Regions from separate parts of the Homo sapiens genome. Here region 1 is linked to region 2. A link is an interaction called in ENCODE POLR2A ChIA-PET data of the cell type or tissue named here. Cell type or tissue: GM12878. All regions are shown on one strand. Links, peaks and the distances in the headings refer to the core of each region. The heading gives the core; the rest is flanking DNA.

What was found. ChIA-PET counts read pairs that join two places held together with the same protein. Peaks named below come from ENCODE experiments on the same cell type or tissue, not always from the same donor. Only the 100,000 strongest peaks of a DNase experiment are listed, where the experiment ranks them.
Region 1: POLR2A ChIA-PET joins it to region 2 with 10 read pairs; 5 of 35 experiments call an interaction of 5 or more read pairs at or near these places.

What each region holds. Positions count from the first base shown.
Region 1 is chr18:51,017,637-51,020,553 of GRCh38, forward strand. The region is part of intron 1 of LOC107985152 (a long non-coding RNA gene); the gene reads right to left. LOC124904303 (a long non-coding RNA gene) reads right to left here and starts at 650. Exons shown (of 2, transcript XR_007066372.1): 1 at 1-650. In GM12878, for the core only: no CTCF peak of the experiment used is centred there; no DNase peak of the experiment used is centred there.
Region 2 is chr18:50,947,734-50,950,650 of GRCh38, forward strand. It overlaps ME2 (malic enzyme 2), which reads left to right. Exons shown (of 16, transcript NM_002396.5): 16 at 1-2,917. Among named protein-coding and RNA genes, the nearest start is that of ELAC1, 19 kb to the right of the region's middle. In GM12878, for the core only: no CTCF peak of the experiment used is centred there; no DNase peak of the experiment used is centred there.

The DNA of each region.
Region 1 (2,917 bases), core at 255-2,754, 70 kb after region 2:
ATTAAAGATGTAGATGCCTTGGTACCCGAGCCCTGGAGGAGGCTCCCTCAACCTGAGAAAGCACTGTGCTGCAGCTCATCCTGGGAGCCGGCTCCCCTGGGTGGTACAGCACAGAGGGAAGGAAGGGGGCCGCAGTTCAAGGGCAGCAGCTGGGAGAAGCATGTCAGAAGTGCCAGGGAAGCAAAAGTCGGCTAGGGAAAGGAAAGGGGAGGAAGGAAAAGCAGAGAGGCAGCAGCAGCTCTGGGAGAAAGGGACAGCAGACATTAGAGGGGCGAGTGTTCTGGGAGCCTCAGAGCAGTGATGGATTTTCCATCTTTCCTTGGAGGAGGGGCTGGGTCTTGGAATCCCCTCCCTTCTCTGCCCCTTACACACAGTTTGTCCTGAGGAGCAGACATGAGGTCTGTGCTCACCCAAGCGCTCACAGTCTCCTTCTCTCTTCAATACCCATCTGCTGGGCCTAATTCTTACCTCAAAAAGGTAACTCTTGATTATTCTTAAAAGTTTAAAAAAAAATAGTAACTGTGATTCTGGTCTAAGCTAAAATTATTTTTCCTCAAGGTTGTCTCCCAAGAAAAATGCTTAAAGAGGCCGGGCACGGTGGCTCATGCCTGTAATCCCAGCACTTTGGGAGGCCGAGGTGGGCGGATCACCTGAGGTCAGGAGTTCAAGACCAGCCTGGCCAACACGGTGAAACCCCATCTCTACTAAAAAATACAAAAATTAGCCAGGTGTGGTGGTGAGCACCTGTAATCCCAAGTACTCAAGAGGCTGAGGGAGGAGAATTGCTTGAACTTGGGAGGTGGAGGTTGCAATGAGCCGAGATCATGTCATTGCACTCCAGCCTGAGTGACAGAGTGAGACTCCCTCTCAAAAAAAAATAAATAAATAAATAAGAAAAATGCTTAAAGAATATGGAAATAATTTGGTGGTGTTTAGGTAGATTGTTTTCCTCCTCAGAGTTGAAAGTAACACAGATATTCATTAACTTTTATCACTGAAATGACACCATAGCACTGTAGCCCAGGCTGGAGTGCAATGGTGCAATCTCAGCTCAGTGCAACCTCCACCTCCCTGGCTCGAGCGCTTCTCCTGCCTCCACCTTCTGAGTAGCTGGGATTACAGGCACATACCACCATGCCTGGCTAATTTTTGTATTTTAGCAGAGACGAGGTTTTGCCATGTTGGCCAGGCCAGTCTCAAACTCTTGACCTCAAATGGTTTGCCTCGGCCTCCCAAAGTACTGGGATTACAGGCGTGAGCCACCGTGCCTGGCAGGTTTGTTTTGGATGAACTTGTCATTTCCAGCACTCCCTGCTTGTGATGTTCTCTCTTGTACCTGTGACACTGAGGAAAACCGTTAGATGCCAAGTTCACCTGAGGGACTAAAATCTGTCTAGATGTAAGTCTGATCTGGCGTCTACTGGGGGAAGGGAAAGACTGGATAAACTGTGTTTCAGTTCATATCCATTGCCATTCAATTCTGCATTCTAAGATATGGCAACCAGTAGGCTCACTCTACATGTTTATTCAACGGAAACGATGTCCGAAAATTTAACTTTCATCACAAAGCATTTTAGGTGGGTAGAATCATGACTGTGAACTGTCTCCTAAATAATTTAGTGTTCCATTATTCCCCTCCCCAGTACATTTTAGATTTAGGTCCTACACAGTTCTAGACCCTGGATTCTAGGGCTTTGCCTCTGGAACCAGCGGTATTGGCCTCACTTGAGAGCTTATTAGAAATGAAGAGTCTCCAGCCCACCCTCAAATCCAAGGAATCAGGATTTACTTTTTAACATGCTCCCCAAGTGATCTGTGTGCATGTTAAAGTAGGAGAAATGCTGCTCTGAGGCATCTGATCAGCAGGCCCTCCCAGGCCCTGGCTTCAGGGTAGAGCTATTTGGGTTGCAGATAGCACCATGCCACACTCTGTGGGCAGAGAGTTCAAATTCCAGCTCTGCTGTGAACCTCATCACAGGGACAAGTGACCTAAAATTAAAAAAAAAAAAAATCAAACTCACAGAAAAGTCGCAAGAATAGTACAAAGGGCCGGGCATGGTGGCTCATGCCTGTAATCCCAACACTTTGGGAGGCCGAGATGGGTGGATCACGAGGTCAGGAGTTCAAGACCAGCCTGGCCAACATGGTGAAACCCTGTCTCTACTCAAAATAAAAAAAATTAGCTGGGCGTGGCGGCACACACCTGTAATCCCAGCTACTTGGGAGACTGAGGCAGGACAATGGCTTGAACCCGGGAGGCGGAGGTTGTGGTGAGCCGAGATCGTGCCACTGCACTCCAGCCTGGGTGACAGACCGAGACTCCATCTCAAAAAAAAAAAAAAAAAAAAGAATAGTACAAAGAACTTCTGTAAATACTTTACCTAGACTCACCAACTATTAACATTTTGCAGTGTATACTTTATCATTTTTTTCGCTCTACCTATGTATGATGATTATTCCTGAATTCTTGGAGAGTTAATTGCATATACTGGCATGTCTTTACCCTCAATACTTCAGTGTGTAGCTCTGAAAACAAGGACATTTTCCTACATAACGACAACACCAGGGCTAGAACTAGATGGAGGCTAACAAGGCCTGAGCGTGAGTGGCCCTTCAAGAGGGCTTCCTTCAACTTTGTACCCTAGGAGCCTCTGTTGTCTCGCCCTAGTTCTGGCCTGCATGCTACAGTTATCAAAATCAGGAAACCTTACTATTATCTAATCTATAGTCTATTATATCTAATCTATAATCTATTATATACCTATAGTCTAATCTATAAGCTATTTTCCAATCATGTCTATTGTCCCAATAAGGTCCTTCGTAGCAAAAATTTTCCCCAGATTCAATTCAGGATCATGTATGACATTTACTTGTCCTGTGTATTTAGTCTCCTTTGATCTGGAACAGTTTTTCAGGC
Region 2 (2,917 bases), core at 189-2,688:
ACCCTATTTATTTTCTGGAACTAAATCAAGCCTTAACTATAACATTATGAGAGTAATGGGAACTACTGCTGGCTTTAAGTAAATAAAAGTCATTGTTTTCAACAGTGTATAAAAATCATAGTGTAACCTTTTTATTTAATAAATATCTTACATTTAATTGCTTCAGTTATGCTATCTTATTGCCCAACTAGAAATTTAGATTTGCTTATGAAAAACACATATTTTTGTTACTTCTAGATGATTCTAGGAGGGAGTATAAGATACCTAATCATATGGGAACATCACGTGACTTTTTAAATCTAAATTAGTCATGCTTCACATCAAAATGAGTCATATTTAACTGGAGAAACTATGCCCTTATTCCAGAACTGATGCTCTTTATTGCTTGAGATAATTTTGGAATGTTACTATGATACTGTTTCTTTGAATATCATTAGTAGTGACAACTCTTTCTCCATTGAAGGCAGACTTAATTTTTTTAAACCACCAACATTAATTTAGAGCTAAATGGGGATGAATAAGGTTGGTGTTCATCTGGGAAATGCCTTTTTTAATCCCAGTAAAATGGGTAATAATGGCTATCCAGAACAGTTTTCTTGTGTGGCTTGCATATTGAAGAATTCTAAAGGAAAATATATCTGCCTACCATGCTTGCTCTTAGGGAAGAAAACTTAAATGCTCATTCTAGGATAGTAACAACAACAGATAATTCATCGATAATATGAGCATGCACAGTATTTGATATTGCTCTGTAGGAAAAAAGAGACTTCATTTTTTTCATCTTCTGCCTATGAATACAAATTGATTCTTTTTTTTTTTTTTTTTTTTTGAGACAGAGTCTCACTCTGTTACCAGGCTGGAGTGCAGTGGTGTGATCTCAGCTCACTGCAACCTCTGCCTCCCAGGTTCAAGCAGTTCTCCTGCCTCAGCCTCCCAAGTAGCTGGGACTACAGGTACACGCCACCACGCCCAGCTAATTTTTGTATTTTTAGTAGAGACGGGATTTCACCATGTTGGCCAGGAGGGTCTCGATTTCCTGACCTCGCGATCCGCCCACCTCAGCCTTCCAAAGTGCTGGGATTACAGGCGTGAGCCACCGCACCCAGCCAATTTTTTTTTTTTTTTTTTTTGAGACAGAGTCTCGCTTTTGTCGCCCAGTCTGGAGTGTAGTGGCATGATCTCTGCAACCTCTGCCTCCTCGGTTCAGGCGATTCTTCTGCCTTAGCCTCCCAAGTAGCTGGGATTACAGGCACCGGCCACCACACCCAGCTAATTTTTGTATTTTTAGTAGAGATGGGGTTTCACCATGTTGGCCAGGCTGGTCTCAAAATCCTGACTTCAGGTGATCCACCCACTTTGGCCTCCCAAAGTGCTGGGATTACAGGCGTGAGCCACCACACCTGGTCCAATTCATCATAATTCTGAATATAATTTAATAATTTTAAAATGGTCGCAATGGCATTGCCATTTGGAGTATGGGAAAATGCAGTTGGTTAATTCATTGAACAGATTAGTAAAGTCAGAAGTCTTTTTCATAACATACGGTCACAATTCCTTTCTTTTAATTAAAGACAAAAGGTTTATGGGTTTTGGTTTGTTTGTTTTAGATATGGGGTTTTGCTATGTCACCCTTGCTGGAGGGCGGTGGCTGTTCACAGGCGTGGGTCATAGAGCACTGCAGCCTGGAACTCCTGGGTTCAAGCTCTCCTCCTGCCTCAGCCTCCTGAGCAGCTTGGACTAAAGGTGTGCACCACCGCACCTGGCTGAGAGGCTTCTGTTTTTCATGTTCCCTTTATCAAAACAAAATCACGCCTAAACATACTCTCTGTGTGAAATCTTGATTTTAGTTCAACCTAAGAAATATAATAAATATAAACCTGTTTCTTGCTTAGTGTTTATTGAAGGCAGGAACGTATGCTGAATTAAAGTAATTTTACTACGAAGTTTGCTTATTAAGTATGCCTGGTACAGTCTTCATGGAAGTTATTAAGTATTTTAAGGAAAAAAATAGGCTAAATGGCATATAGCCTGCTTAAATAAAATAATTCTATTTTTTTAAAAAGCTCCCAATTGTCATTGTTATTTACCAGTCAATCTTTCAACAAGTATCAATTATTGGATGTAAATTAAAGTAAAATTGCTTAATATTTAAGCTAAGAATACAGGAAGGACTATGAGCATTGAGGAAATCGGGGGAGGCCAGAATGGCATCAAGCTGGAAAAGAAATTAAAACATTACCTTCGATGAGACTTTACCTAGCAAGAAGGTAATTATTTTGAATAACAGCAATAGAGAATCTTTTATTTTGAATTGAGAAGAAATTCTGATGATTAGAGTGTCAGTAAGTAGTAGGAAAAGGTAAGAATACATGTGTTTCTAATCTCCCACCACCACCTGTTGTATGGAACAAATTGGATTACTAGCAAGGGTAAGGTTTATTGACAATGAGAAGTTTTAGTCCAAGATTTTAGTTAAAATATTTTAAAATTTTTTGATTCATAACCAAGAAGTTGCCTCAGATCACTGTGAAGCTTTAAAATGCAGGTGCCTTTGCTCCTCCTCCCTCCAGGCCCCCGGGGGCAGAGCCCTGGCTGGTGTCTCTTCAGGAGGACCCCTGACACACCGATTCTGCCCTCACAATCACTGCCTTAAAGCAGGCAGCAGAATCTTTTGGAGAACTAACAAGATTCTGATGCTGATGCATAGGGCCTGGGGTGGGGCCTCAGATTCTGCTTTTTTTTTTTTTTTTTTTTTTTTTTTTAAACAGGGTCTCTTTCTTTTTCCTTTCTCACTCAGGCTGCAGTGAGTGGCGTGATCTTGGCTCACTGCAACCTCCACTTCCTGGGCTCAAACGATCCTCCCGCCTCAGCCTCCTGAGTAGCTGGGACTATAGGCGCAAGTCTATGCAACCACCCA